Regions from separate parts of the Mus musculus genome. Here region 2 is linked to region 1. A link is a contact called in ENCODE Hi-C or POLR2A ChIA-PET data. All regions are on one chromosome and are shown on one strand. The core of a region is the stretch at or near the end of the contact, and the rest is flanking DNA. Distances in the headings are between cores, read along the strand shown. Region 1 holds the start of Tmem131 (transmembrane protein 131). Region 2 overlaps Tmem131 (transmembrane protein 131).

Evidence for each region. A loop is a pair of places that touch in the nucleus more often than their neighbours do. ChIA-PET counts read pairs that join two places held with the same protein, here RNA polymerase II (POLR2A).
Region 2: a map of heart shows a loop between it and region 1 (1.8-fold over the local background). The contact joins the enhancer-like site here to the promoter of Tmem131 in region 1. A Hi-C loop is called at or near these places in 1 of 37 maps with a recorded cell type or tissue (heart). POLR2A ChIA-PET finds 5 or more read pairs at or near these places in 2 of 5 experiments (Patski and embryonic stem cell).

Annotation. Positions count from the first base shown.
Region 1 is chr1:36,936,712-36,942,414 of GRCm38, reverse strand. It overlaps Tmem131 (transmembrane protein 131), which reads left to right and starts at 2,888. Exons shown (of 41, transcript NM_018872.2): 1 at 2,888-3,250. The coding sequence starts at 3,070.
Region 2 is chr1:36,898,844-36,904,299 of GRCm38, reverse strand. The region is part of intron 1 of Tmem131 (transmembrane protein 131); the gene reads left to right. Among named protein-coding and RNA genes, the nearest start is that of Tmem131, 38 kb to the left of the region's middle. Within about 2 kb of position 1,579, at least 1 of the 3 ENCODE cell types and tissues checked has a DNase peak (open chromatin) inside an H3K27ac peak, as active enhancers do.

The DNA.
Region 1 (5,703 bases), core at 1,639-4,138:
CTGTTTGGAGGATGCATCAAAAATCACCCAGAGAGTTGATGACTGAGCTTATCCTGTTTAGAATGTTACAGACCTTGGGTATAGCAGGATAATTTGTATTGGCAACAAGTTGCCTGATGTGGCAGATCCCAGGGATAAGAACCAGTGGCTCAAGAGTTTTCCCTGACTTTTACCAGCAAGTAGCCTCCACCTGCAATGTTCCAGATCTTGCTAACGTCCAAAGGTTACTCTAGTACATTCCTCCTGGCCTTGTCATACCCTCTGGGTATGATGCTGCCAATGTCTATCAGGCACAGGGAAGATTTTCACAGTGGTGAGTCCTACGAGAACCATCTTGGCAAAGATAATCTAAAAGGCTCTTGAACCACTCCCTTTGGCAATCAGACTATTCAAACGATGGACCCCAAGGAATTGGAATTTCCCCAGAAATATCCCTTTGAAGGAAGTGAAAGGCTGAGGCCTGGGTGCCAGCCTCAGGAGAAACCTGTCTCCCAGGAAGAGATTTGCCACAATTTGGATAGCTCCTCAGATCACATTGCAAGGAGACTACAGAAAGAAATGGGCAGGGGCAAGCCTTGATCAAGACTGCTTATGTATGACTACCTCTTGCCCTCCCTCCGTTTAAACTGAAACCTGTGTTAAACACTGCTAAGAGCGGGCTGGGGACCTTTAACCCTCCTCTTCCCACTGTGGCCACACTGAATAAATCTCCTTGCCCTGCTTTTCACTTAATTGTCTCTTTAATTGGTGTTAGTGACAGGCCGGCCTAAGACTACCTTGCCTGTTAGGGCTGCCCCTGCCCAAATGCTGACTCTAAAGAGTCAGGTAAAAGCCTGTTCAAGTATTCCAAGGAGCCATTTAAAAAAAAGAACACAGCTCAAAAATACACAGTTAGGTATAGGGTCTTGGAAAGAACTTGTGTTAAGAAAAAGGGCCCACTGCAGAGGCAGTAGATTCATGAGAAGCTGACCTCTGCTGAACATGTTCCTATATGTTCAAGTGCCAATGACACATGCAAATTGTTTCCCAAGGGGCTTTTGAGCCTAGGGTTAATATGGAATGTGGTTGATGCCTGCTTTAGAGAAGTGAACTTTTCAAGGTTGGAGGGACTTGCTTGCCTCGAGTTTGGCAGTGGAGGAAGGACTATTGCCAGCACCCTGGAAGCTAAACTATGACCCAGTGAAGCACTTACATTTCCTTGGGCTTAATTTCTCCCAGTGTTAGAAACCTTCCATATAAATCTCTTACCTTAGGCACATTTCAAAAGCCAGTTTAGAGATAATTATTGAGATTTCATTACATTAAGAAGAAAATTTAAGCCCTGGGTTGGATACCCAGCACTGAAAACCATTAACTTAAATTCAGTGCTAGTATTCAAAAAATTAATGTTCTTTAAAACAGCAGTCAGGGATGGTGGCATATACCTCTAATCCCAGTATTCTACTGACTTTTAAGGAACACAATGAGTTCCACTCCAGCCTGGGCTCACAGTGAGTTCTAGGTCAACCTAGGCTACAGAAGGAGAATGCCTTGGGGGTGGGGGTGGGGGGCAAACCAAAAGCCATCGGGGGTGAGGACGCCTTCAAAATGTATTATTAATTTACATGTTTGCTTCACAAACAGGACGACAGCAGAAGGAAGAACGTTGAGTACCTTTTAAAAAAGGTTTTCTGAAATCCCATTTTCTTTTCTAGTTTGTTCTAAGACATGCAATAGGCAAATGTGGCCTTTTAAATAGATCGACTAACTCAACCAAAAGCTGAGAAAAGCAAAAAAAGACTCTGGGGCTAGGCTCTGGGGGGAAGTGACCAGGCTACCAAACTGTGACAATATCCTTCCTTCCCCTTCCCCAAAGGGCCTAGATTAAGACTTGTATCGAGCAAACAGACACACAGAAAAACACACACACACACTCAAACTTTAACCTGGGAGACATGAGGTGCTTCTTACAGGAGACTAAGACACACCATCTTTGATTTTGGCCTTTGAAAGGAGTATGCGCATAGAAACATATTGATCATTCCAAGACAGAGAAAACCCAGTCTGATTTCTGGCACACCTCGCCTTGTTCCTCCACCCCGCCCCAACTAATGCTTTTTACACACATGGTAAGTTTCCAAATACAAGCAAGCAAAGAAACTGCATAAAAAGGGCTTCCTGTGAACAAGAGGTACGAAGGTTCCATTAAGTCCCTCTTGGGTACGCTTTGGAAGACACAAATGTAAAGAGGGCGGGTCCCCCGTTCTTAAGGAAGCACTGCAAGAAATTGAATCGGACCCTGAACACTTCCCACGTCAAAGCCACCGAGAGGCAGAGGTGCGACCCGAGAAATCACTGGCACGGACTGTCGGCGCTGGGCTCCGGATGCGCACTCAGCCCTCTGAAAGGCTCGGACATTGCAGTACCACTAGACCCGGGTTTGTCCCGGCGTCGGAGGCGCGGCCGGGCCCCGCCCACGCACCAAAGCGGCTGCGCAGCGTGGCTACCCTATCTCCCACGTGACTGCCGTCATTGCCTCCGTGAAGCTCCGGCCGCCATCTTAACTCCTGGCCGGCCCGGGTCCCTCTCCCTCCTTCTCCCGGGCCGTGCGGCAGTGACAGGGTGCGGTTGGCCGCCCCGGCCCGTCCGGTCGGTGAAGCCCGTGTGATTCTGAGGGCGGGGCGAGGAGCCGGAGCTCACGGAGTCCACGGGGAGCACGCGAACCGGCGGGCCGCCCAGGTATTGGCACGGAGGGGGCGGGCCCCTGCGCTCTGCCCCGCCCCTTAGAGGCCAGCGCCGGGGCCCGCGGCCCTTGCCCGTTTCCAGTATGGCCGCCCGCCGTGCCTGACCCGCGGCCTCTCCGTTCCGGCTCTTCGTAGGCGATGCCGATGCCGAGACTGTGACTGACACTCTCGCTCCCACGCACGCACCGACCCAGACCCACGCCGGGAGCCCGAGCTCTGGGCCCACAACCGCTCTCTCCTCGGGCACCGCGGCCATAGCCCGGACCACGGCTCCCGCGCCGCTGCCGTCGCCTCGCGGAGAAGGGTCGCGCAGGACCTCGAGCTCGGCGGCCCCCGGCCCGCCAGGATGGGGAAGCGGGCGGGAGGAGCAGCCGCCGCCGCCGCCGCCGCCTCCACGTCCTCCGCGGCCGGGCTGGAGCCCGCGGCTGGCCGAGGCGGGGGTCCTCGGAGCGCAGCCGCGGGCCTCCTGGGAGCGCTGCACCTGGTGATGACCCTCGTGGTGGCCGCGGCGCGGGCCGAGAAGGAAGGTGGGTTGCCGGCGGCGGGCGGCGGGCGACAGGCGGCAGAGGGAGGCCCGCGACGGGCGCCGGCGCGAAGTTGCTGGGTCGAGCCCCGTCCCGAGCCGGCGACTCGGGGTTCGGCGAGCTGCCGCGTCGGCCGCGCGCCGCGGCTCTGCCGCTGCTCCGTGATTCCTTTCCCCTCACCGTGTCCCGGTCTTTCCCTCGTCTACTGTCAGTGCCCATAAAACTTCCCGAGCTCTCTTGTAGGTTCTTGCCACTTGGCCCGCTATGCGAGGAGGCACCCCGCTTTTAGGCTTCTTGGTGGCTCCTGCTAGGTCGATCGCGGGACGCTTTTCTTGTTTTCCCTTTGTCAGGTTTTAATTTGGGCATGCGGACCGAGCTCACTTTAAAATGCGGTGGTTAAAAAAGAAGAAAAAAAAAAAGCGAGACTGGTGGAAAGGCTTCAATACACGGCTTATAAAATTTCTATTTGCTGGGACATCTCTTTGAAGAGGCTCTTGTTTCCTTAGTATCCTTCTTCACTATCCCTTTGCGGTATGGAGGATCGTTTGTTATTAGCCCTAAATAGACTCTCATTTGCCTCTAGTAAGCTACTGGAAGCCGGTTTCCATTTCTGCTTTAATATCCTCACGTAATTCGGTGCCTTTCTCTTTGATGTGTGAGCCCTTAGAAACGAATGTCAAGTTCCCAGCTTGCACACCCTTCACCTGTAACTCACAATTGAAGCCGCACTCCAGTTTTAATAACTCCTCTAATATTGTAAGGTTGTAAAACTGGTACTTTGACAAGATCAGAAATTACTTTGCAGTCTTGAAGACTAATTTGGGGGTGGGGGTGTTCTGGACTACCTGTTTCTGAACGTGAGCCCAAGGAGAAGTGTGAGCAGTCACAGAACCTTCATGAATTAATTCACAGTGAATGCTGCTTTTTTTTTTCCCTAAGAAGAAAACTAGTTAGATTATTTTTGTTTTTCCTGTATAAAGTCGCTGTTACTGGCTAGCAGCTGTAAAGTAAACCAGATTAGCCTTAAAGTGCAACTCTGTGTCAGTTTATTATTTATTTTCCTTAGAAACATTATATTCTCTCACTTAACTCTATAAACAGAGTCAGCCTGGTTAACAGGCAAGCAGGGATTTGGCAGAGGCAAGATTATTTTAAACATTAAAAAATGCTGCTTTAAGATGGTCAGGCCTGGGATTGTCATAGTTCTTATTATTTATGATCCCCTGTTAGTTTAGTGTTGTTATGGGTGGCCATGGTAGCCAACATTTGCCCATGTGTGTTGAGTGAACCTTTTATAGTGTGATAATTGAATGGGCATGTGTACTTGTGTGCTTCACTGTGACCTAGAGGGGCGCTGGCTTTGCTTTGCTATTGATTGCCTTGTGTGGTATAGGCGCCTAGCTAGGTGCTTTTGAGTCTCACGAACTGGGAACTGAAGTAGTGATTGAATCTAAGTTTTCATTATCCTTCTAAAGTGTATTATTTTTCAATTGTCATTTTATACACTAATTTTGGGGGTACAGTTAAGTAAATAAAGTTATTGTTTGAAGACATTAGTCTAAAATATATTTGTGTATTTCCATTTGCATAATTTACGTGTCCATGCACCTCTCTAATATTCATAAATATATATAAGGGCTGAGCCTGTAGAATAGCTGCCAGCGTGTTAAGTATGAAAGGAAGTGATTGAATCAGCCACTGGGCCTGGCTGAATCAGACAGCTTTTGTGGTTATGCAGTATCAGGGGGAACAGTTTGTATGGACCAAATAGTTATTTAAGTAAGATATTAGGAGTAATTATATTAATATAGATCATATGACTTAGTCTCTCATAAGTAGGTCTGGTTTTAATCACACGTTCCAAAAACGTTCTCAATAAATGTTCTACTCTCAAAACATGCTGCTTCTAGATCAAATTCCAGTCATGTTTTTATTTTGAATAAGTAGAGAAAATGGAATTGATTTTCACCCAGGACTGTGACACAATGTCTTTGGCCTCTGATGTGGCACTAATATAACATTTGCCCCAGTGCTGTTGAGTTTTTGGTTTTTGTTTCTTGTTTTTTTTGTTTTTGTTTTTGTTTTCAGGAAGTTTGGTCAGACTTATAATGATAGCTAAGCTTAGTTTATCTCTTTACTCCCTGAGGATCTTCTGTGTCAAGTAATATAGCTTGACCTTTCCAAGAAGGGGTCTACCAGCAAATTCAGTGGTAGTTCTCTGGGTATTTTGTGTGTTTGTATATTTTTCCCTTCATTGCAGTAGAATTTCCTAGAAAATCAAGACAATGTAGAAGTCCCTGTCTCCTAAGGGAAAGCTGCAGGCAAAGCTGGATCGCCCGATGGGGTTCTGCGTGTTTGAACCACGTGACCACAGGAGCCATTCCTGTCTTAAGATAGGACGAGTATCTTAGCACACATCTTAACAGATCTGTGAAGTGTGTTATCTCTGGTCTAGA
Region 2 (5,456 bases), core at 330-2,829, 37 kb after region 1:
TTGAGAGGCTTGCGCTGCCACTCAGTGGTAAAGAGCTTGCCTAACAGGGGCATGGTCTTTAGTTTGAAACTCACCACCAAACAATGTCATCCCACCCACCCTCTCTCGAGATCAAACAGAACTTCCTTACACATACTTGTAATCCCAGCACTTGAGAGGTTGAGGCCCGAAGATCATGATTTCAAGGCCAGCTTAATCTACAAGATGAGCTCTTTCTTAAAACAAAAAAGCAAAACAAGCAAACAAAAACAAAACCCCAAGGGCCAGTGATGTAGTCCAAAGGCAAAGCGAGCTGGATTCGCTCTACCTCTTGGGTTCTGGTCGCCTGCTCCCAGAGAGCCACTTCCTTGATGAAAAGTTGCTGCAGTGTGTATGCCCGGGCAGGTGCAGTGTGTATGCCCGGGCAGGTGCAGTGTGTATGCCCGGGCAGGCTGTGCTTACAGGGGTTTGCTTTCTGACCTTGGCTTTTTTCAGGGTTCATATATTCTCTTTTTACTCATGGTCTTGTTTTAAAATGGAGAGCAGTACAAGGGGGTGGGAGTCGTGGGTGGAGTGTGTGTGTGTGTGTGTGTGTGTGTGTGTGTGTGCGCGCGCGCGCGCGTGTGCCTGTATTGTTTTGAGACAGGGTCTGTAGGCCTGGGTGGACTAGAACTCATCCTCACCATGTAGAGCAGGCTGGCTTCTCTACCCATTCCTCTGCCGAGATTACCAGTGTCTGGCACTGTGCCCCATGACTGTGTTGTCAAGGCTCTCATTTGTACCAGTGGGAGGATCCCCTCCAGCCCTGAGCTCACACTGTTTCTTCTGGTTCTTCTGCATCCTTCAGCACTTGTGATGTTCTCAGCTTCAGCCTCTGGTCCTCTTGCTGTTGTGGCTTCCAGGGCTCTGCTGCACAGCCAAGCTTGTGTAAACTGCAAAACTAAACTTTTATTTCCTTAAAAGACAATGATTATTTGTGTTTCTTAAAAATGAAATGGTCAGAAGATTTAAAGTTCTGGAAGGCCTATGATGTCATGTTGGAGTTACAGCAGGTGATGGGCATCAACAAAAGCTCTGTACTGCCTGAGGGCCTCCTGCTCACCACCTCTGTTCTCAGGCCTGGCCTCATAGGGCTCTGCAGGGTCTAGGGAGACATAGGAATACGCTCGCAGCCATCCTCGGTCAGGGGAGCTGTGTGCTTTGAGAATTATTCCCAGGGTCCGTTTGGAGCCAGCTCTCTGCAGGTAACAGGGATGTGTGTGCGGAGGAACAGCAGCCAGGCTCTCTCTCTGCCTCCTTTTTAGGCTTGTTGCTGTGTCGCAGTGTTTTACACCAGCAAAACAAGGCTCAGTCTTTAGTAAAAATGTCAGAAACTTTTCCCTAATAGTTATTTGCCCTACAGGATGAAATCGGTTTAGATTAAAAGCAAACCTGAAACACCTTGATCTCTCTGACCAATGTTCCTAGGGTCCAAACTTTCTATAGATAGACAGCTCTGTGTCAGATCAAAGCTGTCCAGGTGGAGCCTCACAGGGACTCAGCGTACAGGTCACGTAGACAGCTCTTTGGAAGTGAACCTTTGAAGGCCTGCCAGGCCTTCCTGCCTCCCTGGTGACTGCCAGGCTGGTTCCCACTGTGGAGGTGACTGGTGATAGAGTTGCCACAAAGCCAGAGAGAAGAGAATGGGAGAGGAGCCAGGTAAATGCCACCAGTTCCGCTGGGTATTTTTGGTGTCTTTTAGAATGTGAGCCAGCACTCTTTCAATTGTTGGTCGCTTTTTGTGAAAGAAAGGCTTTCCAGAGCTCTTCAATGATACCATTTTCATACTCGCATCAAACCTTTTGAAAGTCAAAAAATACTGTCAAGTTAGTCTGTGTGTACAGAAAGCTGTCCTGAGATTTTCATAGGATCTAATGAAAAGATTGGACATATTTACATTTCTCAGCCAATGAGTATGGCATGTTTGCCCATTTAGACCTTTTATTTGTTTGTTTTGTTTTGTTTTGTTTTGTTTTGTTTTTTCGAGACAGGGTTTCTCTGTGTAGCCCTGGCTGTCCTGGAACTCACTCTGTAGACCAGAAATCCACCTGCCTCTGCCTCCCAAGTGCTGGGATTAAAGGTGTGCGCCACCACTCCAGGCAGTCCATTTAGACTTTTTAAAAGTATTTTTCCATCGGAAAATATTTTCTAAACTTGTTTGGTTTCTTGCATGTAGATAGTGCCCTTCAGTTTCTTTCAGCCCCTGTCGTCATTGCTCTCGTCCACCCCTTGCAGGTCCCGCCAAACTCTTTCCTCCTAGCAAGGCCGTTGTCTCCCACTCCCCGCCCGCCATGCCCATGCCCACGTGCACCATATCTTGTTGCTTTGTGGCCCACCAAGTAGAGTTAGGGCTACTTTCAAGATGGGTGGTGAGCTATTACTGGAGCAGGGCAGCTTGCCAGTAGCTGCATCACTAATTATGGAGGCTTTGGTTTCCTTTGTCATCTTTTTGTAGATTTTAGTATATGTGTGCTATACAGCACCTAAGTATTTCATTAAATTTGGATAATTTCTCACATATTTATGTTAATATATAGAAATATGATTCTATTTGGGGGTTGAGTTTGTATTTGCAAATTTGCGAAACTTACTTATTCTAAGTAATTCACTTTTTCTTTTTTTATCCCTCTTTGTTATTACAAACACAATTATCTAGTCTGCAAATGGAGACAGTTTTATTTCTTTGGGGAAAAAAGTTGTTTTAGTCTTCTTGTGTGCAGGGTTTCTGGTAGTATGTTGAACAAAGTGCCGTCGAGAGCCTGTGCTGCACAAGCCCCAGAGAGTGCACTGAAGCCTTGCTCAGGGCCGCCTGAAGGCGAGCTTGGGGCAGTCTCACCTCCCCACCTTGCAGACAGTTCTGCTGGGAATGAGCACAGGGTTGTTCAGGACTCTTTCAGTTCTTCTGACGATCGAGAGTTACATGTTAGGATGGTTGAGTTCTAAGTTTTGAGACAGTTTGTATACCTGAACAAAAGCCTTGGTTATTGCATGGAATCTATCTGTCTACATTGCTAGATTCAGTTTGTTAATATTTTGCTGAATAATATGTTGTATACATTAAAATTAATTTGTTCTATAGATTGTTAAGTAACATTTAATTTTACACTTGTAAGTATTTTAAGATACATAGTCTGGTAACATTAGTGTTACATAGACAGTTGCTAGGAAACCATCAGTATCTACTTCTAAAAGTTTCATCACCCCTGAGACTAAATAAGACTAAATATTTGTTAAGCAATTAACTTACCCCCACCACCCAGTTTCTAGTACTTTTATATCCATTAATTTGCCTGCTTTAGATACTTCATGTAAGTGGAATTAGAATATTTGAACTTGTGTATCTGGCTTATGTCCTGTACGTAATGTTTTCTGACCCATATTTCCTGTTTCTATGTTTGTGTTTTTGTTGGTCCATTCATTTTTGGTGGACACTTTGACTATTCCTGCTTGCTTGGTGACTTTGGGTCTTCTGTTAGTCCCTTCCTTAGCAGGCAAGGAGCCTACTCACCTCACAGGTCTGAAGCTGCTGTTGTGGGTGGTGGGATCCGTGATTTTCAAAGCCACTCGAGTGCCACACGGTGCCGCTTCTGCCCCTGCTGATTCAGCTCCTGGCAGGGTCAGGGAGGTGTAACAGCCTAAGTTTCTGTGTGCTGGTGATTCTCCTGGTTAGGGTGCTAAAAGTAGTGGTTTTCAGGAATTCATTTTATATATTCTAAATTAACTTTATTGATTTTCAAATGTTAACTAAATACTTTAAGGTCAAGTGAAAATTAAATTATGACATTTAACAGCTATAAAGCTATTCTGTAACACATTTTGGTTTGGGCATGTTCTTGCTGTGTAGCCAGCGCAGGTCTCATATCCATGATTTTTCTGTCTCATCCTTCATAGTGTGTGATTGCAGGGGTTCACTGGAAACGTCTATTTATTTAAGTTTTAGATGTATTAAATCCTGTACATACTCATTATATAGGATTACATATTGCATTTTAGTAAACAATATAGAGAATCGCCTTTCTTTAAGAAGATGGCAATGCTGAGGGTTTTGATGTGGATTTCATACCCTAGCTATGTGCATATGTAACAGTTCAATCTCGTGCAACAATTGATGGGTGGGCCCGCAGGGAAGTGAGCGGTCAGCACTCACACTGGGACCCTGATCCCAGTGCTTATGGATGAACTTTACGGTAGCACAGGTAACCCAGGCTCACAGATAGTCACTGTGCTACAAACCCAACACAGTAGACCATGTCTGTAATCCTGACACTCAGGAGGCAGAATCAGGAGAATAGCAAATTTAAGGCCCGTGTGGGCTACTTATAGAATGATAGTCAAACCTTGTCCCAAGAGTAGGGGGTTAGGAAGATAGCTCAGTCAGTGAGAACTTGCCACACATGAGAACCTCAGTTCAGTCTCCAGAACCTGTGTGGAAAAGCTGGAGTGTGGTGGCATGCACTGTGTCCCGATTAGGGTTTTTATTGCTGTGTTGAAATACCAAAAGCAAGCTGGGGAGGAAAGGTTTCTTCTACCTTGTAGTCCATTATTGAAAGAAGTCAGAACAGGAACTAGAGCAGGGGCAGGGCACACACACAATTTACACAAATTGAATTTGTACTTTAAAAATTGTTTTTATTATTGTTGTGTGTGCATGTGCATATGTACATGGGGAATGCACACATGTCAGAGCACACACGTGAAGGTCAGAGGACAACTTTGTGGAGTTACTTCTTATCCTACCTGTATGAGGGAACTAGGAATCAAACTCAGGTTGCTAATATTGATCCTGAGATTTGCTGGAGAAAAAACAATTCCACATTTTTGGATCAAGCTTTATTACACATTTTTGAAGTAAGCTTTATTAAATATTAAATACTGACCAAGAGATGGACTTTGGTCAGGACAACTCCCTGGAACTTTGTGCTGAGTGCCCTCAAGACATGTGTTGCAGGGGTTTATAAAGAGAAACCCATAGGCCACCATACTTTTCCATGAGGCTTTTGTTATTTTCCCAGAACTTCAATTTCCAGCATCTCAAGCAAGAGGTTACCTGGTCCTTGGGTGATGGGGCTTGCAAGTTAATTTTGGGTACTAGATTCCCCCCTTGTGTCTTGGGTCAAATCCTTGGCTCTGTGATGTGTGCTCATTTATTTTGGATCTAGTGACCGTCAGCTTAACAGTACCCAGTAGGGATTAGCATTTAGCTATTGTGTCAGTGAGGTAAGAGTCACTGTAATTAGCAAAAGCAAGAGGGCCAACGACCCTGCGATGGCTGACATCAGAGCTACTGTCTAGAAAGAGCCTGGAATGGGTGGAACACCAGTCATGTGTCTCGGTCTCCTTTTTATAGTGTTAATTGGCTACAGCCATATTATAATCCTGAAGGTTTGTACAAAAACAACAGGTTTTTTAAAATTATTTATTTCATGTGTATGAGTACA